Linked DNA regions of Mus musculus: region 1 is linked to region 2. The links are chromatin loops, found by intact Hi-C in ENCODE. Cell type or tissue: gastrocnemius. All regions are shown on one strand. Each heading gives the region's core, and the rest is flanking DNA. Links, peaks and the distances in the headings are about the cores only.

Evidence for each region. Peaks named below come from ENCODE experiments on the same cell type or tissue, not always from the same donor. Only the 100,000 strongest peaks of a DNase experiment are listed, where the experiment ranks them.
Region 1: it touches region 2 in a loop (6-fold over the local background); 4 of 42 quality-filtered maps call a loop at or near these places.

The regions. Positions count from the first base shown.
Region 1 is chr9:121,379,142-121,387,141 of GRCm38, forward strand. All of the region lies in intron 1 of Trak1 (trafficking protein, kinesin binding 1), which reads left to right. Among named protein-coding and RNA genes, the nearest start is that of Trak1, 16 kb to the left of the region's middle. In gastrocnemius, for the core only: no CTCF peak of the experiment used is centred there; DNase peaks (open chromatin) are centred at 3,580, 4,337, 4,844, 6,164 and 2 more places; H3K27ac peaks cover 3,007 bases.
Region 2 is chr9:120,582,268-120,599,116 of GRCm38, forward strand. No RefSeq gene overlaps it. Among named protein-coding and RNA genes, the nearest start is that of Gm34323, 11 kb to the right of the region's middle. In gastrocnemius, for the core only: a CTCF peak has its summit at 9,432 (motif pointing left); DNase peaks (open chromatin) are centred at 9,429 and 13,282.

The DNA of each region.
Region 1 (8,000 bases), core at 1-8,000, 790 kb after region 2:
CTGCAGACTGTTGGTAGTCTTGTCTGGGCAGCAGCGTGAGAGTCCTTTCTCCCTCAGGCCTCGGCCTTAGGACTCTGGGCTCTGTGGGTGGTCTTGTCCTTGACTGTGTGGTGTGCTTTCTGTCAGGTGATTTCACACTGCAACCCAGCCCAGAAAGTCAAGCAGGAGGACCGGACACGTTGCACAGTCTTACAAAATGTCTTGTGCTTTTCCAAACCACTTAGCAAAGGGCTTCCACGTTTCTGAGCCTGTTTCTTTGTTTCATGAGGCTTGCCTGACCTAAGTGTCCCTGGCCTCCAAGGCACCTCCCCTCAGTGAGCATTCTTCTCAGTGAGACAGGGTGGTACACTTACTGTGTAGAACTTAACGGCCTTCTGCCTCGGTTTCCCAAGAGCGGGAGCTCCAGATGGTCACCACCATATCCAGCTACCAAAGCCATTAAAAATTATTACAGTGCTTCCCAAGGCCACTCCTAACTCTACATAATCAAACCAAAACACATGAAAGGAAATGTCATCAGGTTTTTATAAGATCCTTTAGGACTTTAGTGTAGAGTAATTTTTATTGAGTGGTGTAATGGATTTAATGTGAAAGCCTACTTCCAAAGAAATACAACACCTGGGCTTGGCCTGAAGCTCACATGGTTGCTTACCTAGCATGCAGCAATCAATGTCAAGTGTAAACCAGGTGCTGTGGCCCGTACCAACGGTTATCCCAGCATGTGGGAGGTAGAGGCAGGAGTCCATGGTCAGCTTTGGCTCCATTGGGAGTTCAAGGCTAGTCTGGGCTACGGGAGACACTGTCAGAAATAAAGGAAGAAGGAAAGGAGAGACAGAGAGAGAGAGAGAGAGAGAGAGAATGTCAAAAGTCCCGTTGTTTATAATAAGCCCTTTTCTCTTCGGCTATGGAGTTCCAGTCTCCTCCCCAGTCCCTCGGCCTTCATAAGGTCTCCCGAGTCATCTTCTGCCTGATACACTCAGAGGTGAGCACCCTCACTTCTTTTAAGAAAGAATTCATAAGCAGAGGTGAGTTCTGTGAGCCACTTAGGCAGATTAACTTAACCCACAGAGTGGACTGTGGGAACCCAGATGCATAGACCCTTGGCCAGAAAGAAATACGTATAAATGTATGCATATTTATTGTATATGTACACATGTGCACACGTGTGCCTGGCCTGTGAGCAGAGATCAAAGGATGACGTGTGTGTGTGTGTGTGTGTGTGTGTGTGGCTTCTCCTTCTACAGTGTGGGTTCAGGGGTTAAATTCAGGATACCAGGCTTGGCAGCAAGTGCCTTTACCTCACTTCTTGCCTGGCCTGTGACCAGATCTCCCTCCTGTACCTGTTGTTGCACAGTAGAGGACACATAACCTGTTTCATGAGGGATTCTGCCCCCCCCCCCCCCCCCAGAGCAAAGGTTGAGGAATCCTAGCAGACTGGCTCTGCCAGTCTCCACTGATCTCCAGACCCGTCCATGTTTCCACACGGCTGGCCACGCTTTTTTTTTTTTTTTTTTTTTTTGATGTTTTCTGCACTTCCTGAGGACATGGAGTTCAAGGAAGGTAACACCTCAGAGAAGGCGTGAGACCAGAACCAAGCTTGCCCTGTACGTAGCCTCAACCGTGTCTGTCGTAAGCGGAAGGGAGTTCCTGTGAATCCTGTGAGCCATTTAGGCAGATTAATTGAATCTACCGAGTGGACTGTGGGAACCTAGATGCATAGACCCTCGGTCAAAAGCACAGGTAGGATTCTGAGGCTTGCTGCTGAACTCAAGGGGTGCATTTTGGGGATCAAGCCTGTGTTGTGTGGGATCTGACACTGTCCCTAGGCAGTGGAGACTTGAACTAAATCCAGGGCCCCCAGTGATACTGGCTGAGGCTTGGGTTGTAGTGTGGGGAGAGACCCTGGGCCGGAAGGGGTTCCTGTGAGCCAGTGGGGGGGAGGGGTGTGCCAGAGAGTAGGTTTTTTTTCTGTATCAGCGGGATCACCTTTAGTTTTGATTTTAGATTGTCTCGTAATTGGACCGAGCTAGGGTCACTCGACAGAACCAGACCCAAACAGCCTGAGTTCATGTTTACCATGAGCCCACCTGTTCTGAATGTAGACGTCAGTGGAATAGACCTTTAGTGTATTACAGACTCGTGTGCTGTCAAAGCCTTTGTCATTTCCCACTTGTCTTGCCAGTGTATACTCTCAAATGCCTAACATTATCTTCCTCTTGTTGTGTGTATCTGTGTGCATGCGTATCTCTCTGTGTGTGGTGCATTGTGTATTTGTATTCATGTTGGCATGTATAGGCACACATGTGTGGGGGTGCACTTGCACACGTGTACACACTCACGTAGAAGCCCAAGGCTGATGTGGGGAATCATCCTCTATTGATCTTTCACCTTAATTATTGAGATAGGTCTCTGAATCAAACCAAGAGCTCACTGATGTGGCTAGTCTTACTAGTCAGCTTGCCTTGGGATCTCCTGTCTTCTTTTTGCCCCTGAGCCAGGGGCTTTCCCCATCCCTTGTTTGCCATTGGATTCTAGACATTGTATTTGTATACGTTTGTGGTTCATTATCGTCTTAAACAACAACACTTTTCACAAGTTGTGTTAAAATACACATAACAGTTGTCAAAGAACACATTTAAAGCACATCGTTCTGGACTGTTGAGCACCTGAGCACCGCTCCTTTACATGGGCAGTTCTGCGGTTTGAACTTAGCTTCATGCATGCTAGGCAAGCTCTCTACCAGTGAACTTTTGTACCGCTAGTGCATTTACATACTGCACACTCACCACTGCCTGGCTCTGGACATTTTCACCCAAAGGAAGCGATCTCTATTAATAGTCGATCTTCCTTAGCCCCTGGCAGTGCCCAGTCTTCCTTTCCGTGGTGGGTGGACAGTCTCTAGGCGCTTTGAAGGAAAAAAAAAAAAGCCATGCCGCTTGTGGTCTCTGTGGCTGGCTTCTTTCACATCCTCTGATTTCAGGGGACATTCACGTTGGAGTGCCTGTCAACACTGCATTCTGTCTTTATGGCTGACTACTGTTCCATTGTCCGGGTGTACTGTATTCATTTATCAGTTCTTAAGTCTGGCGACATCTGGGCTTTTTTGCCTTTTAGTCCTGTGAATAGCTCGCTGCGAGTATGTTCGTATGGTTCCCTCAGAACAACTTTTTTCAGCCTGGGAGCCAGCAGTAGAGATTGCTGTGGCATGTGGCAGCTCTCATTTACTGAGGAGCTATTGAACTGTTTCTCAGGGCCACACCTGTGCTAGGCAGAGGGCAGCATTAACGATGCCAGCGGAGCTTCAGGCTCTGGCTAACCTGAGGGGAGTGGCTTTCTTCCCAGCTGCCTTTTCTGGTGGTGGTCACTGTCTCACCCCTCTGAGTGTTCTTAACAACGTCTCCTCCACGTAGGTTTAACATTTTGGTTGTTGTAAAAGCCACACACCACCCATTACCTAGGGACAGGATTGCGTCCAGGGAGATATATCGATAGCCGATTGCATCGATGTGTGGGCATTCCTGGGCGTTTTTGCCCACAGTAAGGCAGCCACGACGTCACCAGCATGAGACCATCTGCTTTGCTATGGGCATTTTGGAGGCGTCTCGGCAGGTCCCTCCTCCTTCGCTTTGCCCCGCTTTTTGCTGCCCGCTCTGTTGCACAACAAGCCAGCATGCCCACTTGAACCACGCCACATTCAGTTGCTCAAGGTTGCCCTTTAGCCTCACACTGGAAACCCTGTTTCTGTAACCGAGTGGGTGGACTGGCTGCCTCAGCACAGCTGCTTGTCAGGGGTATGTATCTTAGGAGCCTGTGTGAGGGCTTGTATGTGTGTGTGCATGTGTGTGTCGGGGTGGTGGGCATATCCGTACCCCTGAACTGGTTGCTTTTTGGATACCGAGTTCTTCAGGTGCTTAAGGCTTCAACCATTCTAGAGAATCTCCAGCGTTGTTTGTTTCTCTGAAGCTTAGCTCTGTTGGCTTTTGCTCTCCAGTTTCCTACATGCTTGTCTGCCTGCCTTGTGCTCCCGGAGACCCTCTTTGGCTGCTGAGAGTATGGGGGACCTCAGACACAGAGCCCTACCTTCTGTCTTGTGCCTCCTCAGCCCAAAGTTCACCCAGTACCCTGAGGCCTTCCAGTCTATTGGCTTAGCCCATAACACGCCCTCCCAAGTCTTCCATCCTCTGGGTGGTGCTTAGAGCCAGTACAGTGTGTTCTGGCTGAGGCCAGCAGAGCCTTGCAGAGGATCTGCAAGGTCTTGGTTACCAGGGTCTAGAAGCTTTTCAGACAGCGTAGGAGCCATGCCCAACGCGCATGTGCCAGTTTCCGGCCGGCCATGCTCAATGCGCATGCTTGGCTCTGTGGCGCCACAGCCTCTCTGACCCTGCTTGCCTGCATCCACTGACGTGTTTGAAACAGCAGATGGTTCTGTGAGTCTCCTGTAATCTGTGGAGTTAAAGCATCTGTGCTAGAGAAGATTAAGTGCCAGTGGCTTCAGCCTGCAACACAGAGAACAGGAAGATGGTGTGCCCCAGCACTGTGCTCCGTAGTGCAAACCCTTCACAACAGGCAAAAATAAGTGATTGTGACAGCGTTCCCCAGAGAAGTTTAGGCTAGTTCCCAACCATCCTGGTCCCGAGGGAAGAGTGTTCTAAGTCGTCTGTCAGCTAGCTGTAGATGGCCAAGTGTCTCCTGTGCTGCATGGCATATGAGTGTCTTTGGGTCTGTACCCTTCAATCCTCATAATGTCCAGGAAGTTGTAATGGGGTCCAGGTCTCTACAGAGAAGGTGAGGAGCCCTGCGCAGCTTTGACACAGCGTGACCACTCACAGTTGCTGCCAAGGGTGACAGGACAGAGAGAGGATTGCTCCCTCCAATCAGCTCCTCTTGGGAGCCAGGATTAGACTGGGGCCAGGGTGGGGATACTTGGTGGCTGAGCAGTGGGTTGGAGAGGGACTAGGAGGAAAGGTGAAGATGGGGGGAGCTGGCAGTTTGGCCCTGTTTGATGAGTGGCTCTCGTATGGGCCCTTGCTTGTCTCTGTTAATGTAGCCACAATGTACTCCCAAGGCCTGCAGTGACAGGCAGGGTGGGAAATCCCAGCATACAGACTTGTTTCATGTGGCCTTTGTCTACTTAAAAACTTCTGAATTAGTCTAGCATGTAGAAATCAAGGGATTTGAGGGACTAGCAAGATGGCTCAGCGGGAAAAGGCACCTGCCACCAAGCAGGATGACATGCGTTTGGTCACCATGATCAATGTGGTGGGAGAGAACTGATTTCTACACAGGTGCACCGTGGCATCTAGGTCCCCAAATAAATAAATAAATAGATAGATAGATAAGTAAAGTTAGTAAATGTGATTTTAAACGTTAAAGAAATCAGGGGATTTTGTGTAACCATTCAGATCCTGAGTCTTAGCGAAGTCAGCATTGGAGGACAGAGAAGGTGGGTGCTGCCCCAGAAGAGGCTCCGCAAGCCTGTGGCCCTCCCTGTATCTTTTCAGAGAGCTTGCTGGTGGGCAGAGAGTGCCTTCCTCCTGCTACTGTCCCACACACAGAGGAACTGAGTCCAGAGAGATAACGATGAGGCTTGTGTGGGAGTTACAAGGCGCAGCGTGGGCAGGACGGGGCTGGGGCCCCTTTCTCCAGACTGTTTTGCCCACTTCTACAAAGTCACATGGGCCATTTTCACGCAGCCAAATAGTGCGCTTTGAGCATGCTCACTCTGTACTCCCCTCCCCTCCCTCTCTGAGCCCTCCTACCTCTTTCCACCAGCTTCGTTCCCCTACAGTCTAGGGCCTAGACAGTTTTCCCTTTCACATCACCCATGCCTCCCTGGTTTTATGTATCTACAAAATCTAGGAGCTACAAATGGAAGAGAACGCATGGCGTTTGCCTCTTTGAGACCACCTTCATTTGCTTAGTACAGTAGCCTCCAGATGCATCTGGTGACGTGACTTCCTCCGTAAGGCTGAAAGCGTTCCACTGTGTTTATATAGATCACGCTTTCCTTCTCCCTTGCTCTGAGGCCGGACACCCGGGCTGGTTCCATCTCTCAGGTGCAAAGATCTCAGGGATGCGCTGACTTGGGAGTCTTGGGAGAAGCTGGTCACATGGTTAGTTTGGTTTGGGTATTCTTGAAGCCTTGCTATGCACTGTCTGTCCAGAAGGTGGCAGTGTGGCGCCGGCTTCCTCTCCCTGGTTCTCCAAAGCCGCCTTCTGACTCCCTCTGTTCTTTCCTTTTGCCTTCTTGTTTCGCTCTCTTTTATCCTTTCCTTCCCTGATGGCTTCCCCGTGTCTCCAGATCTGCAGAGTGGTCAGGGGTGTTTGTGTCCTCTGTCCCCTGACAGTTGTGCAGTTAGTGCTCTGTTCTCTGGGACCAGAACCCTGGGCTTCTGCGTGGTCCTGAAGCAGCAGGCCCAGAATCCTGGGGGTGCATCCCTTCTCCATCTGGCGACAGCCACCTCAGAGCAGTTATGTACCCTGCGGAAGAGGAGACCTCCTCCCAGGGAGCCTGACTTCTGAGATTCCCTGAGTTTTAAATTTGAACACTAGAGTCATCGTCTCTGCTGTAAGGAAGAAAACCTGGTAGATTAAAATACAAATCAGCACAGAACAAATTCTCAGGTGGAGGGGCCTCCTCAAAGCATCCAGTCTGAGTCTGTGGGAATGGAGAGAGCCACCTCTATATTCCGAGATCCCTGGGGCTCCCTGTATTGTCCCCTCCCTCCCAGGCAGCTCCCGAGAGGTGCCTTCATCTTAGAAGGGGGTCATTCCAGACCTCAGGGCTTGGGCAGTTCCTAGGGGATCCTGGGAGTAGACTTCCATGGCAGGCGTTATATTGGCCTCTGCCTGGGATGTGGGGGGACTTCTGCTGTCCTGTGACACTTTTCTGTACTGCTAGACAGAGAGCTAGGGCCATGAAATGACCCCGTCATGGGATGGCGGCACCTCCTGCATGCTGAAGCTGGCGGCAGCTCTTCCTGGAGGATGAAGAGGTCTGCGGGCTGGGTTTGAGGCTGGGCTGGGACTCTTGAGCCCTTTCTCCTGAGTGGCTCTCGGTTAGTGGGGAGGAGATACGGAGAAAGCCTTGCCTGGCGCTGTTGTGTAATTGTGTATGTGCCGAGGCCTGTGAGAAGCCTGGGGGAATTGGTCAGGCAAGGTTCACAAACTCAAGCTGACATTTGAGTGACATTTTAGGGTGCAGCGGTATGGGTAGCGAATATTCTAGAGGTGTCTAAAATAGCTGATTAAAAAAAAAAAGATTTCTGTGTGTGTTGGGGGTGGGGAGCTGTGGAGAATGGCAGGAGGTTTGTGTGTCCTGATGTAAGGGAAGCGAGAGAAAACAGCAGGGGCCGGGCTGGGAAACGTGGTTCAGCTGTGGGCTTGGCTGCTTCATAAGAGGCAGGGCTGTTTGCGAATCATGGCTCCCATAAGGCAGGTGTTCATGTGTCTACATGGAAGGTGCCATGTGTGTTCTCTTTAGTCTACATGGAAGGCATCATGTGTGTGCTCTTTGGTCTACATGGAAGTCACCATGTGTGTGCTCTTTTTAGCTTGTCCAGGCACCCAGGGCTGATACAGCCCTTGGCATTGCCTGTGTGACTAAAGATGGCTAGCACCTGCAAGCTGGGCAGGTGACAAGGGTTAGGGTTAGGGTTAGAGCCTTGTTAAGAACAAACCTCCCTTCGCCCATATGTGGAGGCGTCCACCCGTCTCCTGGTGTGATGTCATGGGACACCCTAAGTTCCACACACAGGCTTCCAGAGATGGACAGTGGTAGCAGAGGGATGGCCAGTTAGTCACTGAGGGCTCCTCAGACTAAACCTGCACCTGCTTAGCTGCCTGGCCTTGACTAACAAGATCACCCATGCTCCTTCCTCACCTGTGAAGCTGAGCAAAGAAAACCTCGTCCTTCGTTTCCAGCTGGGACAGTCCGCAAGCACCTGTCTGTGGGTCTCCAGTGTTGGCAACATTTCTACAGGTTCTTTCAGTGTGTGAGC
Region 2 (16,849 bases), core at 5,475-13,474:
AAGATCTGAGTTCTAGCGGGGCCTTAACCCAGGACTGGATGATAGACACCAGAGAGAAGCCCTACGTCTGCAAGGAGAGCCTTAGGGCCTTCCGGAGGGGCGTGGCCTTCCTCCAGCACCAGATTGTTCACTCTGCGGAGAAGCTGTGTGAATGCAAGAAGTGCCGGAGAGCTTTCAGATGGTACAGGAGTTTTCTCCAGCACCTCAAACTGTACCTGGTGGAGATGGAGCTGACTCAGGGTGATCCCCAGGGACTCCCTCCACCTCAGCTCAGATTCCTCTGCAGGAGCCGCGAGCCCCTCCTGCAGCTGTGCCTCTTCCCCCCTTTCCTCCAGCTGTGCTGGTTGGTTCCTGGGCTGCATTTGAAATACCCTCTTCATCTGCCCAGTTAGCGCGTGTGTCTCCCAGGGCCGTGCTCCCACAGTGAAGACTTTCACGGTTGTCAGTTCTTCTCGGCCTTCCCCCTGCAGCTTTAGCTTAGCACTTCCTCGAGCTCCTTCTCACCAGTAGGTGGCACCACGTGAACACACATTAATGAATTCGCTTACAGACTGTAGGTGGAGAACAGAACACTGCGGTCTCTGCACACTGACAGCAGCGGCTGTGTCGGCTAGGCTTGGGAGCTGCAAGGTCAGTTAGGGAATCACTTGTCCTGCCTGGCCTGTTGTAATTAAAAAGAAACGACCTGGGGCCAGTGACATAGCACTTGCCACCAAGCCATACACCCTGAGTTCTGTGCCCTGGGATCCCACAGTAGGAGAGAACCAACTCTCACAAGTTACGGCTGACTTCAAATGGCAGATGGGTTCCTTGGCAAAAATGCACCCCTCCACGTGCGCGTGCGCGTGCGCGCGCGCGCGCACACACACACACACGGGCACACACACACACACACACACACACGGGCACACAATAAACAGGAAGAAGCGTGTTGCCAGAAATGTAATACCTGCAGGAGAACTGGAGCGAGCTTCTGATCATGCATTTTAGAACTTAATGGCAGATTCTTTTTTTTTTCTTCAAGTTTTCTCAGATTTGGAGTGTGTGTGTGTATATATATATATGCCACACACATGCAGGTGCCCTCAGAGGCCAGAAATGAGTGTCAAATCTGCTGGCCCCAAAGTTACAGATAGTTGTGAACAGTCTGGTTGTGGGTGTTGGGCACTGAACAGGGGTCTGCAGTAAGAGCAGCAAGTGCTTTTAACTTCTGAGCCACCTCACCTGGTGTAGCAATGACTGAGGGGCAGGGGCGGGAGGAGTTGGCACCACTGACTGTAGGGGGTGCTACTGCTGTTGGAGATAGGGGATGCTGGTATGACTGATTATTCCAGAATGGTGATGTGCTGTTTCTGTCAGAGCTTGTTGAGGACCACCGCAGTGCAAATGCTTGAATGATATAGCAGTGAGAAGTCACTGTGTGCGTTACACCTGTGGTAGCTAGTGTGCACAGTCACATCTTTACACAGAAAGGCTTTCCTTTTTAGTTTTACCCTTTATTCTAGCTGTAGAATATCTTAGCTTTTTTTTGTTGTTGTTTTGTTTTGTTTTTTGTTTTTTGTTTTTTTTCGAGTCAGGGTTTCTCTGTGTAGCCCTGGCTATCTTGGAACTCACTCTGTAGACCAGGCTGGCCTTGAACCCAGAATGCGCCTGCCTCTGCCTCTCAAGTGCTGGGATTACAGATTCCTTTACAGATGGTTGTGAGCCACCATGTGGCTACTGGGAATTGAACTCAGGACCTCTGGCAGACCAGTTAGTGCTCTTACCTGCTGACACATCTCTCCAGCCACTCTTAGTCTTTACTGTATCTCTTGTGTGAACTTTTGCAGGAGTTTGGTGGAAACCTGGGGGAGAATGGGCAACTGTACAAAGCAACACTGGACGAAATCCAAGTTCAAAATGGGAGTTTGGAAATGCAGTGGGTGGTGGCATGAGTCCATAGGGTTGCTGGACATTAATGAAGTGGGGTTTGATTTGTTCTTGGTAATAACCTTGAAGGGAAGCCTGTGCTACTGTGGACAGGGCCCTGGAAAGTGGTGACTGGAAAAAGGATGCCGTGTGCGTGTTACAGTAGCCTTCCTGTACACTGGTGGATCAGTCCATGATGATCGGTTTGGTTGTTTTGTTTTGTTTTGTTTTGTTTCTCCTAGGGACAGTGTTTCTCTGTGTAACCCACCTGAGTCTCTGGTGGGAGGAGTGTGCCACCATCCCAGGCTTGCCTACGGGTTCTTTACTCTCATTCATATCTAGACACTTGTCAGAAGCAGTGGATATAGAAACCTTTACATTTGTGTATTTAAGATTTGCTAAGTTTCTGGTATGCTTGCAAAAAAACAACAACAAAAAGTAGTTTTCTGATGTAATTCTGTTTTAGGGTGTCTGTGAATATCACAGACACCCCTTGGGGAGATTTATTCTTTTTTTTTTTTTTTTTTTTTTTTTTTTTTGAGACAGGGTTTCTCTGTGTATCTCTGGCTGTCCTGAAACTCACTTTGTAGACCAGGCTGGCCTTGAACTCAGAAATCCTCCTGCCTCTGCCTCTTGAGGGCTGGGATTAAAGGCATGCGCTAGCACGCCCTTCGAGGATTATTCTTGATAAGGGACATGGGTGTGGCCCCTGGCAGTTTGTAATATGTCTTGGCTTCCATCTCTCCCTTTGGAGCCCACAGATATCCCCAGTCCTACTTGGAGCCCTTCAGACAGACCCCTTATGGGCAGGCACACAGTCTCCGTGCAGCCGTAGTAGCCACTGGAAACACAGCAGAGCTTTCTCTGATGTCTGTTGTGGTCATCTACTTGTAAGTCTTCGGCTGACTCTGCTGGTGTAGCCCTAGGCAGCTCAGGTTGAACTTTGCTACTGATTTTCCAAAGTCCCCGGTGCTGAGGCTTCCCGCAGAACTGGATGGACAGTGTCCCCAGAAGGGGAATTTTCAGATGCTACACAAGTAAGTGAGTGGCAGAGGGGGCTGGTGAGATGGCTCAGTGGGTAAAGGAGCCTGCTGTTATGTCTGATGGGCAGAGTTCCATCCCTGGGATCCATGTGATGGAAAGAGACAACTCGCCTCCACAAGTTGGCTTTCTCTCACACATACACACACACACGCACACACATATACATGCACATGCACGCATACATACACATGCACACGCACACACACACACTCATACATGCACACACACATCCACACACATATACATGCACATGCACGCATACATACACATGCACACGCACACACACACACTCATACATGCACACACACATCCACACACATATACATGCACATGCACGCATACATACACATGCACACGCACACACACACACACACGCATACATGCACACACACATCCACACACATATACATGCACATGCACGCATACATACACATGCACACGCGCACACATACACACACACAAGCACACACGCTTTAGAAATAAAATGGGTGGGCAGTGGTGGTGCACGCCTTTAATCCCAGCACTTGGGAGGCAGAGGCAGGCACATTTCTGGGTTTGAGGCCAGCCTGGCCTACAAAGTGAGTTCCAGGACAGCCAGGGCTACACAGAGAAACCCTGCTTCAAAAAAAAGAAAGTATTTATTTTATTTATATGAGTACACTGTAGCTGTCTTCAGACACACCAGAAGAGGGCATCAGATCCCATTACAGATGTGAGTCACCAACCACATCGGCGCTGGGAATTGAACCTCTGGAAAGGCGTGCACTCAGGACCTCTGGAAGACCCCTGAGCCATATCTCCAGCCCCAGTAGTATCAGTAGTATATTTTTTTAAACAAACAAATGCATGGAGGTGCTCTGAGTGTGGTGAACAATGTAGGGGAGACGCTCTGAGTGGGGGGTGTGAACAGTGTGGGGGGAGACGCTCTGAGTGGGGGGAGGGGATAATACAGTGTGTGGGAGAGGCAGATAGTGAGGGAACTGACAAGCTTAGACTTTCCTTCTCCATGGAGAAGGGGCACCCTTTGGCATCATTTGCAACTCTATTTCACCTTGGCCCAGATTTTGAGAAAATTATATTTCTAAGAAGAGTGAAATGAAGCAGGGTGTCTTTCACTTCTGAATTGACTGTTGTCCTTTGAGATGGAAGCAGCTGCCACAGAAACAGGTGATAAGAGTCGTGATTGTTTGGCTGGACACACGGACACTCCAGGACAACCTTCCTTTGTCCCCCTGGAAACCCTGTGAGTGGCTCTTCCTTCTCTCTGCTCCGGAGGCTGAGGTGGGGCTGTGGTCATCCCAGGAGGGCCAGGCTTGACCCAGTAGCTACACTGACAATGCAACCTGCAGTCTTTCTTTAACCTTTTACTACTAACATTATCAAACTTATGTTTTCTTCTCATTATCAATTTGATGTTATTTCTGCGTTTTTCAGAAGTGATGCGTATCTGCCAGGGAGGATGTTTGGTTTGCCTGTGTCTCTCCAGCTTGTCTCCAGAGTCCTGTACTAGAGTCCCTAGGGACACTGCCCCCTGGTGGGGATAGTGTGTGTTACAAGGAGACAGTTGTGAGAATCTCCCTTTCATATGACTTCCTGCCCTGATGACATTTGCCCTGGTGCATTACCAAGGTGGCCTCTACCACAGGCTGGACCAGCAGCCTCCAGACCATGAGTTAAATGAGCCCCTTCTCTGTATAAAGCGTTTTTGGATTTTTTAAAATTATATTCCACAGAAACATGGATGGGTACAGCGTTTGTCTTAATGTGTCATATCCTGAGACATACACTCATCGTGGGTTTATTCCATCAGTGATAAGATGGTTAGGACCATTTGGTTAGTGCATTCACCAAGCTTCTCTGTCAGTTATGTTTAATTTTGTAATTAGTATGTGCGTGTGTGCATATATATGTCACATGAGGAGGTCAGAGTGTGTGTATATATATGTCACATATATGAAGGTCAGTGTGTGTGTGAGCATACATATGTCATGGCACATATGTGTAGGTCAATGTGTGTGCGTGCATACACGTCACATATATGGAGGTCAGTGTGTGTATGTATACACATATCATGGCACATGTGGCGGTCTGTGTGTATGTGCATACATATGTCATGTCACCTGTGAAGGTCAGTGTGTGTGTATACATATGTCATGGCACATATATGGAGGTCAGTGTGTATATGTATGTGTATGTATATGTTATGTCATATGTGGAGGTCAGTGTGTATGTGCATATATATGTGATGCCACATGTGGAGGTCTGTGTGTATGTGTGAGCATACATATGTTATGGCACATATGTGGAGGTCAGTGTGTGTATGTGGCATACATATGTCATGGCACATATGTGGAGGTCAGTGTGTGTGTGTGTGTGCATACATATGTCATGGCACATATGTGGAGGTCAGTGTATGTGTGTGCATACATATGTCATGGCACATATGTGGAGGTCAGTGTATGTGTGTGCATACATATGTCATGGCACATATGTGGAGGTCAGTGTATGTGTGTGTGCATACATATGTCATGGCACATATGTGGAGGTCAGTGTGTGTGTGTGTGCATACATATGTCATGGCACATATGTGGAGGACAGAGGACAGCTTTTGGAGTCAGTCCTCTCCTTACTCCTTTTTGAGGCAGGGTCTCTCATGTTTCTGCTCCTGTACTGTTTACATGAGCTGAGTGGTTTTCTTGCCTCTGCCTCACATCTTACAGCAGGAGTGCTGGGGTTGCAGTGGTACCCTGCTCTTCTCTGCTGGCTTTTCATGTGAGTGCTAGAGATTGAATTCCAGTTCTCCACCTTGCATGGCAGGTACTTTATACACCAAGCCAGCTTGCTGGTGCCAACAAGTGATTTTATGGGAGATGGTCTGGATAGATCCTGCTCTTCCCTGGAACCCACCCTAATGTGTGAATAAAGATGATTCATATCTATCTGTACATTATTTGGAGCACGAGATAGAAGTTGAATCAAGTTTTATAGCTCTACTAAATTATTCTTGACAGCAAATAGCTGCAGAGTGCCAGCTAGCACCACACAATTTATCCAGTAGACTGACAAACTGCCAGGCGAACACTGCCCGGTGTCTGTAAGCTGAGCCACAAACAACACCAGAAGGACAGAGGGAAATCAGACCGAGGCTGGATCCTGGCAAGTCCTTCGTCACCATGTCTTGCCAAGACCCCAATGACCTTGGCTGGGATCACCCTCCAGCCATCACCCATTCTCAGGATCAGGAAATTCTCCCTTCCTCTGGTGAGTTATTGAAAGCCCATTTTAAAATAAAACATTTTTTATCGATATGTGTGTGTGGGGGGGGGTGCATGCACATGTAAGCCTGGGCACCTGTGCTGTAATGCACAGGTGTTGTAGTGCACCTGTGCTGTAATGCACAGGTGTTGTAGTGCACCTGTGCTGTAATGCACAGGTGTTGTAGTGCACCTGTGCTGTAATGCACAGGTGTTGTAGTGCACCTGTGCTGTTGTTGTGCACCTGTGCTGCTGTAGTAACCCATGGTGATCAGACCCATGGTGATCAGATGACAGGAGTCAGTTCTTTTAAGATTTATTTATTATTATAATTAAGTATACTGTAGCTGTCTTCAGACACGCCAGAAGAGGACGTCAGATCTCATTACGGGTGGTTGTGAACCACCTGGTGGTTGCTGGGATTTGAACTCAGGACCTTCGGTAGAGCAGTCAGTGCTCTTACCCCCTAAGCCATCTCACCAGCCCAGGAGTCAATTCTTATTTCCCACCTTGAGCGGATAATATCTCTCTTGTTCCAGCTGCTGTGCCCTGTGCTCTAGGTTAGCTGGTCTGCAAGCTTCCAGCTGATTCTCCTCACTCTGTCTCCTGTCTCACAATAGCATTGCTGGGTTCACAGATAACACCGGGTCTCACCATGTAGCTCTGGCTGGCCTGAAACTCACTGTGCAAAACAGACTGGTCTTGAATGGGTCTGGGGATCGAAGAGGTCATCAAGCTTGTGCAGCAAGTGCTTTCTCACCCACTGAGCCATCTCCCAGGCTGCACAGTGAAGTGTCATTCAGTCATAAAGACGGATGAAGTTACATCACTTACAGGAAGACGGATGGAACTAGAGTTCATCATGTTAAGCGAGATAAGCTGGGCTCGGGAAGGTGACGGCTGCATGTTTACCCCGGGTAAGGAACCTAGAGGCATATGCAAGTCTGGGGAAGGGCTCAGGTGGTAAAATGCCTGCTGCACCAAGCAAGAGGCCCTGAGTTTGGAGCTGTCATCCATGTAAGGAGCCAGTTGTAGCTTTTACCCCCACAGCTGTAACTCCAGCGCTAGCTAGGCAAAGACAGGCTGATCTCTGCAAACTCACTGGGCAGTTGAGTGTATGACCTCTAGGGTCAATGAGAGGACCTGTCAGAAATGAAGCTGGAGGGACCGGAGAGATGGCTCAGTGGTTAGGAGCACTGGTTGCTCTTGAGAGGATCCATCTGCACTCACGTGCACATATCCATACACAGACACATAATTAAAAATAACAAAAAAAATAATGTGTCTTAAAAAAATAAGGTAGAGAGTAATGGAGGGAGACACCCAAGGTCGATCTCTGGCCTCCAGATGCATATATACACAGCACAATGCACACACACATGCACACATATACACACATGCTTGGGCATACACACACACACACACACACACACACACACACACACACACACACATATACACACAGACACACACAGTTTACTTATATGCATAGATAGGAAACCAAAATATTTTTCTCATGTGGATGTGTGTGTGTGTGTGTGTGTGTGTGTGTGTGTGTACCTGTCTGGAAAGCAGAAGGAAGGGTTTTCTTTGTGGGGAGGACAATGAATGACAGAGGAATCAGGAGTCAGGAATGGAAAAGAGGGAGCTGAGGAGGGCAAATGTCACACAAGTACAACGGTGACATGTATGACCATCATCGTGAGATCTGTTTCTTGTTTATTTTATTTATTTATTTATTTATTTATTTATTTTAGTTTTTCGAGACAGAGTTTCTCTGTGTAGCCCTGGCTGTCCTGGAACTCACTCTGTAGACCAGGCTGGCCTCAAACTCAGAAATCCACCTGCCTCTGCCTCCCAAGCGCTGGGATTAAAGGCGTGCGCCACCACGCCCGGTGTGAGATCTGTCTCTTTGTGCCCTGAGAGAAGATCTATTTCTCAACTTTCACCTTCCTGCTGTTGAAGTTCAACCTCACTGAAGACACTGGCCTCATTCCCAGGCACCAGGACTATTGCAAGCTTCTTTCCTTGTTCACTAAGAAACCCTTTCCCTCTGTGAGATGGCTCAGCAGTTAAGAGCATCGACTGCTCTTCCTAAGGTCCTGAGTTCAAATCCCTGCAACCACATGGTGGCTCACAACCATCTGTAATGAGATATGGCACCCTCTTCTGGTGTCTAAAGACAGCTACAGTGTACTTATGTATAATAATAAATAAATCTTTAAAAAAGAAAGAAACCCTTTCCCATTTTAATTTTATTTCCCAACAGTATGTAGACAGAGCCCAGAGTGCAAATCGGCTGCAGTGTGTTCCCTTGCTCTGGGCGAGTAGCGTGCCTCCTGGGGCCAGCTTACATTTGCACAGCCCGCGTGCCGTTCTTCCACCTCCAGCTCTTGCTCTCTGTTGTCCTCTTTGCATCTTGCCCTTCAAGTGGGCCTGAGGTAGTTAGGTCTTTCAGAGATTGGGTGGCAGCCCCCCCCCCCCCAAATGCTTTCTGCAGCAGGAAGATGAGTGTCTTTCTGGGGCTGTTTGAATGATGTATTTGTGAGGGAGTACAGAAAAGATGATATTAACTTGAGGGACTTCCCATACTCTGTATTTAAAGGGAGCAATAATCAGGAGAGATTTGTACTTTCATATCACACTCATTCATTCATTCATTCATTCATTCATTCATGTGTGTATGTGTACTTGTATACATTCTACAGTGCACATGTGGGAATGAGAACAGCTTGTGGGGCCCAGGGGATTGGACTCAGGCTGCCAGGCTTAGAGGCAAGCCCTGGTTTCTACTGAGCCATGTCTCTGGCCCATACCTTAAAGTTCCAAAGCCATCTTCGAGCAAAGTCCTCCTCCCGGGCCATTATCTTTGAATAATGTTCAGAAGAGCTGTGAATTTCACGGGACAGTGTCTTCCTGAATGGTCTGCACCCCTGACATTTCCCATCTGACATCTGTATCATTGTGAGTGGGGTCCTATCCCTGTCTCAACAGAAGTGAAAAACTTTACACCGGAATGGTTCTGTCTGATGCCTGCACTAATAGCTCCCAGACAAAGCAAACAAACACAACCAAAATCCCAAACAATAAAACGTCCTCTATGAGACCTGGGGAGATGGCTCAAGTGGTTAAGTGTCTGCTCCTGCAGCCAGCAGACCCAGGTTTGACTTCCCATGTGACAGTTTTGTAACTCTAGTTCCTGGAGAATTCTTTGCCCTCTTGTGGCCGCTGTAGGTATTGCGTGTATCCCGCGCACGGAGCAAGTTTGTTTCTCCTGCTTTGTTAGCCAACATCATGAACTCCTGCAGTCTTTGACGAGATAAGCCGCCCTCCGGAGAGGCCCTCATGGCATGGGACTGGGTGGCCTTTAGTCAATTGCTAGAGAGAAAATGAGAACCTCTGTTGAAAGTCTTCAAGAAAGCAACTCCCAACAGCATCCTGTGAGTCTGGAAAAGATTTCTTCCCTAGCTGGTCTTCCCTAGCTCACTCATTGCGGGTGGAGATTGTCCTAATATTGTTTCAGTTTCAATTATAAAGTATCCAGACAAAAAGCAACTTAAGGGAGAAAGGGTTTAATTTCTGCTCACAACTCTAGGTTACATACCTTCCATCATTGTGGGGAAGGCAAGGCAGGAACTCAAAACTGCTGGTCACAAACAGCCACATCCAAGAACAGAGAGAAATGAATGTGTGCTTGCTTGCTTGTGCTTAGCTCAGTTTTCTACTCTCAAACAGTCCAGGATTGCCTGCCTAGGGAATGGTGCCACCCACTGAGGGCTGGGTCTTTCCTCATCACTTAACTCATTTGCAACGGTCCCCCATAGACATGCTCACAGACCAACCCGCTGTGAACAGTCCCTCATTGATTCTCTCTTCTCAGGTGACTCCAGGTTGTGTCACATTGCCAAAGCTAACCATCACAGGGCTCTTCTGGGACATTCTGAGCAGAGGCTCCAGCTGGGCTCCACCCATGCCCAACCCTGAAAGAATTGTGATACAACAGATACTTAGCTTAGCTGTGCAGTGTGTTGTGATAGAACTGGTGGTGGTCCAGTGTGGATACAGGGGCATGGGATTTCATTCCTCTTAGATAAAGGTCTAAAGGGTGGAATGGTGGCTTGGCATGGTGAGTATACTTTTCCACGTGCTCAGTGACATTCTCACATTCCATCTGGGGGTGTGAAGGTTGCCCTGGTCCATCAGCCTGCATCTCTGATCTTTTTTTTTTTTTTAATAGAATACCTTTTACTTATTTTTCAATAACTACACACATGTAAACAATGTATATTGGTCATATACACCCCTAACCATCCTCTCCATTCTTCCCTCCCCTGGACACTCCAATTCACTACCTCCCACTTTTTCTTCCAACCTCCTCTCTCTGTGTCTGTCTGTCTGTCTCTCTTCTCTCTCTGTCTCCACTGAGGCTAACTGGTGCTGCCCAGTGGAGTGTCCACTGATCCCCTTGGCTTGCTCTTGGTCAATAGCCACAGCTGTAGTGTGTTCATGGGTGTAGTGTCAAGTCCAGAGGACAACCCTCCTCCCATCTTTCCTCCCATCCCTCCTCCCATCCCTCCTCCCATTCCTCCTCCCCATCCTCCAGCTCTTACATTCTTTTTTTATTTTATCTTCTTCAATTTTATTTTATTTTGAGACAGGCTATCACTGTGTAGCCTGCCTGGCCAAGAACTTGCTGTATAGAAGACTGGCCTGAAACAGAGATTTGCCATCACACCAGGCAGCTCCTACACTCTTTGTGCCTCCTCCTACAGCCAGCCATTGGCAGAAAGTCCCATGTAGGGCTAGCCCTCAACACTCGCTTACTCTCAGCACATGGGCAGCTGTGAGTCTCCGCATTAAGTGCTCAGCACAGCACATCGAAGCTGCTTCTGGCCAAGGCAGAGGCAGCACCCATCTAGAGTATAAAACAAGCGTTTAGAAGGCCATGTAGCTTAGTAAAACAACAGCAGGCGGTTCCCCTCCATGGCTTGTGACACCCTGGAGTCTCTGACCGTTGACCAGGCCACAACACCAGGCCTGGGCCCCCTCCTGTGCAGAGGCCTCAGATCCAGCAGAGCAGCTACATTGTTCCCAGGGCTTTTTGACTTTCTTTTCTGATGGCTGGAACTGTATCTCACTGTGGTTTTTAATTTGCATTCACTTGATGACTAATGAGGGATAAACCTGTTTGAACCAGTTGTACAACCTGTTCAGAGTTTTGTTTTGCTTCCAAGAGAATTACGTCTTGTTTGTTGGTTTAATTGTGTGTCCTTGTTACCCTTGTAATTTGAGAAATATAGATGAAAAGGCAGGATTCCTGTCTTGAGGGAAATTCACAGAACAATCAACATGTCAACATAGTATTATATGTGAAATACAAAAGGGGGGTAGAGGACAGGGCGGAAGTGCGATGCTGGCAGGGGAGTCATTCAGAGTCTTCTTTGCTGACTCACGCAGTCGGTTGCACATGCTGCTGAGGAATAAACTAGAAGGGCACAGATTCCATTCTCTTAGGATTCGTTTCTTAAATCATGTGTGCATGTGTGCACACACATGTGCATACTTTCTATGAATGTGTGCACACACATATGCATGCTTTCTGTGAATGTGTGCACACACATGCATGCTTTCTATTCATGTGTGTGTGTGTGTGTGTGTGTGTGTGTGTGTGTGTGTGTGTAGACACAGGCATGCGTTCGTGCAGGGCACTGATCCCTGGAGCCAGAGTTACAGAGTTGAGTTGTAGGCAGTGGCTTCTGCTGCTGACTTGTATACTGTAAGCTAGCAGTCCAGTGAGCTTTTGGGTGATTCTCCAGTCTCTGCCTTCTATCTCACCAAGGAGGCATGCTTGACTTACAGATGTATGCTAACACACCTGGCTTAAATTCCCCCCAATCCCCATATCCCCACTGAGGCAGCGGTTCTCCATGTAGCCCTGGCTGTCCTGGAACTTACTTTGTAGACCAGGCTGACCTGGAACAGAGATCCATCTGCCCCTTCCTCCTGAGTGTTGGGATTAAAGGTGTGCACCACCACGCCTGGCTTGCTTTGGGTGTGTGTGGGGGTGGGAGGGTGGGGGGTGGTAAGGATTGAATTTAGATTCTCACATCGAAGGCTTTAGCCTGCTGAGCTATCTCTTGGCTCCAGATCTTTTGATTTTAAACTTAATGCTTTGTACACTGCCCATGGTTATCCCAAACACACCCTTAACACTACGTCTTCGTTACTCACTGTCTCTCCTGGTGCTTCCTTTCATGTGTGAAGCCGAAGGCCCCTTATTCATTTTTCATAAGCAGAAGTCAGGCATCTCATCTAAAAAGAATGCATTCATTCCACACGTCTGTTTACTTATACACAGATGTGTATTTTCAATTTCTTCCTTTCCGGTTCAGGAAGCTGCTGGTAATAAATTTTCATTAAAGTGGTACAAGATCGGAAAGTGAAATAAGCCCCAGCACATTTTCCTAAGTAATCAACAGAATCCCAAAGTGAGAGCCAATTATAACCCTCAGGATCCGCCCCCGCTCATTCAAATGCAGTTATCACAGGGTAGAGCCCAGTGGGGGGCTGCCCACTTCCCCTCAGCTTTTTTTTCACCCCCTTTCTCCAGCTCCAACATCTGAACAATCAGTCCTTCAGCCTCCCAACCTAAGACTTGAGACTTTGTGTCTTGTGTTGATTAAGAAGATGCCAGTCAGGACGAAGTCAGACATGGATGTGTGATAGAGGCTCAGTGCGTGGCTCACTCAGTATTCACAGTTTTTACTTATCTATTTTATTTATGTTTTTAGTTTAAGAAAATGGTGTGTGTGTGTGTGTGTGTGTGTGTGTGTGTGTATTGCATTGCACTTGTAAGAGGCCAGAGGACAATTTTTGTGAGTGAGCTCTCTCCTTCCACCATGTGGGTCCCAGGGGTTGAACTCCGATCATCAAGCTTGGCAGCAAGTGCCTTTACCCACTGAGCCATCTTTTCTGCCCTGTTCACAATTTCACAGTGTTAATAGTAGATAATTAAGCTTTGGCATAGCTGTCTGTATTCACAGCTTCTCTGTGCAGCTCTGGTCTGGTTCCCATACAGGAGGGCTTGGCTGGGCTGCAGCAGTCACTCTAGGAGAGCACGGGTCAGGGCCTGGCAGGTGGATCTACCAGGAAGCTCCCAGCTGGGGCCTCTCATTGCATCTGTGTTTCCCATGAAGGCTCTGAGAAGCAGAGGGGTTTCGCAGCATTTCCCGGCTCAAGCTGACAGAATCCATTCTATGCTCTGAACTGCCAGGCAAGGAGTATCAGCTGCTAGTTCACCTGAGAGTCAGATGCTGTGTGGGTGGGTGACATGGAGCAGCCTGCAGATGAGCAGAGTCCATCTCTACCTCACAGGAGGGCAGCAAAGCCAAGATAGACAGGGCTGTGGAGAAAACAGAAGTGCATCTTGCTGACCCTGGAGGGACTCTTTTCTCAGTTCGTATTTGAATCAACATGGAGGGAGCTTGGCTGCCCACTGCATACAGGGCCCCATGTTGGGCACACACATCAAGAGCACACAGGAACAAAGAATCTAGGGGTGGGGGAGGCTTCTGCCCGAGGAGGTGGGGGGCACAGCATGGTAGGGAGAGGGACTCTGGCTTAAGCCAGGGCACGGGAGAGCATCACGGGCACCTGGACACACTGCCTTTCTCTTGGCTTCCCCTGGCTTCTTGGTGAGAAGTGTTCTCTTAGCAAATTCACTACACCACGATGCAGCATCAGAGATGGAGACTCCTAGTGCCACAGGCAGGGACAAGTGTCATGCTTCTATGGCTTGCACAAGCCCACCTCACTCTTGGGTGAAGCTAGAGGTACTAGAACTCAGGTCTTTGGACAGCTGTGCTCATTTCTTTACCCTTTGCCTTTGCTGCATCCTAGATTCTTTCTGGCTTTAAAGGGGAGCAAGAGAGATACCCCATATCAGCCTGGCCAGGTTTACAGGTAGCAAGGTTGGTGTAATCAGGATATATAGCTGCATCTAAGGGAGCTGCTCAGATGAGAGTCTATAGATCATATGGTAAGATTCTATAGAGCATGTGGTAAGATTCTATAGAGCATGTGGTAAGATTTTATAGAGCATGTGGTAAGATTCTATAGATCATGTGGTAAGATTCTATAGATCATGTGGTAAGATTCTATAGATCATGTGGTAAGATTCTATAGATCATGTGGTAAGATTCTATAGATCATGTGGTAAGATTCTATAGATCATGTGGTAAGATTCTATAGATCATATGGCAAAGGGTTGGGGGCAGGGCACAGATGAGCAAAGGGATACGGGCTAAGTTGGGGCAGCGTTGACCCAATGCTGATCCCACTTAGGGGTTGACAGTGGAAAATGGGACTGGAAAATTCTACTGTAAGACCCCAACTCAATGTGTTTCTTAGACCCCTAGAAACGAAGCCCAGCATGGAGTTCTTTGTTCTTTCACCTTCAGCCTGAGAGAACGATGACCACTGGGTGACCCACCCAGGCACCTGACTCATTGTGTAAGGGACCAAGAATGTTTGCCAAAGATAGCCTGTAACCTTTCCGTGAGAGATGAGCTGTAATTCGTCATCCCCATTCTTATGTTTACTCAGCTTCCCCATTCTTTGTGGTCTTATCCTCCCCTCACTTTGCGGTTTATTCTTTAAAAACCCTCGACTGCAACTGCTGGGGGTCGATCTCCTCTGCCCCTGTGCGGGTTACAAGCTCGGCCTCAGCATGTTGCTTCCCGAATAAACCTCATGCGATATTGCATCAAGAATGGTTTCTCTCAAGTTCTTGGGGTGTCAGCTCATCCCGGGACTTGAGCGAGGGTCTCCCCAGAAATGGGGATCTTTCACTACATAGGCAATTGTCTACAGTCAAGAACTGCACCAGGTGAGAGGAGTAGGGTATAAAATAAAATAAAATAAAATAAAATAAAATAAAATAAAATGAGTAAAAACACAAACAAATAACCCACCACCACCACCACCACCACCACTAACAACAATGAAAGAAAGGAGATGCTAGATATACAAGTAACATGAGAGAGATCAAGAGAGAAGGAAAGTGGATTTTGGAGCTCTCCCAGGGACAGAAGGGAATCGGGAGATGTCCAGCTTCCTCTCTGACCCCTACAGGAGACATCCTTAGTTCTGGTTACATCAAGTTCTCCTCCCTCTCTGTATTATCTGTCCTTGGTGCACCAATCTGTTCACATGTCAATTTGTGTCTGTTTTTGTTTCATTGTCTGAATCACTGTTGTTCTACGTTTCCTGTTGAAAAGAAAAAATGGTTAAAACTTCATCTGCTGGCTATCCATCTCTTGATTCAGTCTCAGTTTGCACAGCGGAGGCTGATTTAAGTTGCCCTGCACCCTGTGTGTTGCCAGGAGTCAAGCACAGCAGGAGAGGCCCTACTGAAAAGCTGCTTTTAAAGGGGGCCAGCAGCTTCTTAAGTTCTAAAGCAAATAAGCTGGTAGTTGTTTTTTTTTTTTTTTCCTAGAAAGACCTCTGCAGTTGTGACTATTGGATTCAGCAAATGACAAGGTGCCTTTTCTCTTGAAATTATAGCTAGCAAAAGTAAAAATTCTTTGTTTGGTCTAAATTTATAAGATTTGCATAGCCACTTCGATTGGTTTCCGACTGGTCTTAAAGGTATAAATATGCTCTGCATGTCTTGGTCATAGAGTATTGGCTTATAAGTTATTGGGTATGATCAAAAAAGTGTAACATTGGTAACAAGAAAGTTAGCTTAAAACTGGTAACTCAAGGTTGGAGTCATTTTAAACAACAACACATGACATGAACCAGCCCAGGAAACCAGGCCTCTAAAGATACTTCTAAATTGGGATAAATTTTTATGTAATTCTTATCCTAGAAACAAGACTTAGAAGGGATAAGATTTAAAACAAAGTCTCTTTAATGAAGCATTACAAGTTGCACTGTCATGTATTCATATATAAATTGTCAGCCAAACTTTGTAACATAAAAGTGATGCTTTTGATATTGATTTTAAAGAGAATGGATTGTTTAAAATTGGGATTTGCTTTCCAGAAGTTATGGTTATGCTCTAGTATTGCAAGAGAAACTTAAAAATTATGGTTAAATTGCCAGTGTTCCATTGGCTGCAGTTTGTAGTTTGAATGCAAGCTCAGGGTTCTTAAATCACCAAAATGTTGTAATTAGGATGATTGCTAGAGTAATAAAAGTTAAAAACAGCTCTGACCCATATGGGCCTGCTACTCCTTCTACACAACCTTTATTGGATACAGTGGTAGAAGCAAAATTTAACCCCCCAAGTTTGGAAAAGAGATCTCAGTGAGAATTTATTTGTTATCAAACAGGCTCCCGATGGACTAGGAGTTTGTGGGTAGGCTACTAAAAAGAGCGAGTAGAATTTTCAGAGACCCTCAAGCAGGGGTTCCTTTTGTTACACAATTGTCTTATGAGAGTGCTAATGCAGCTTGCTGCGGCCATCCAGCCATACAAAGCAAGACAGACTTATCTAGATATTTGTGCAGATCTTTGTGCAGAAATTGGACCCTCGTATAATCAGGGTTTGGCTATGGTTGCTGCCTTGCAGGGGACTACAGTACAAGCAATGCTTTCATAGCGCCAAGGTTATAAGGAATATTTTAAGTATAAATCAT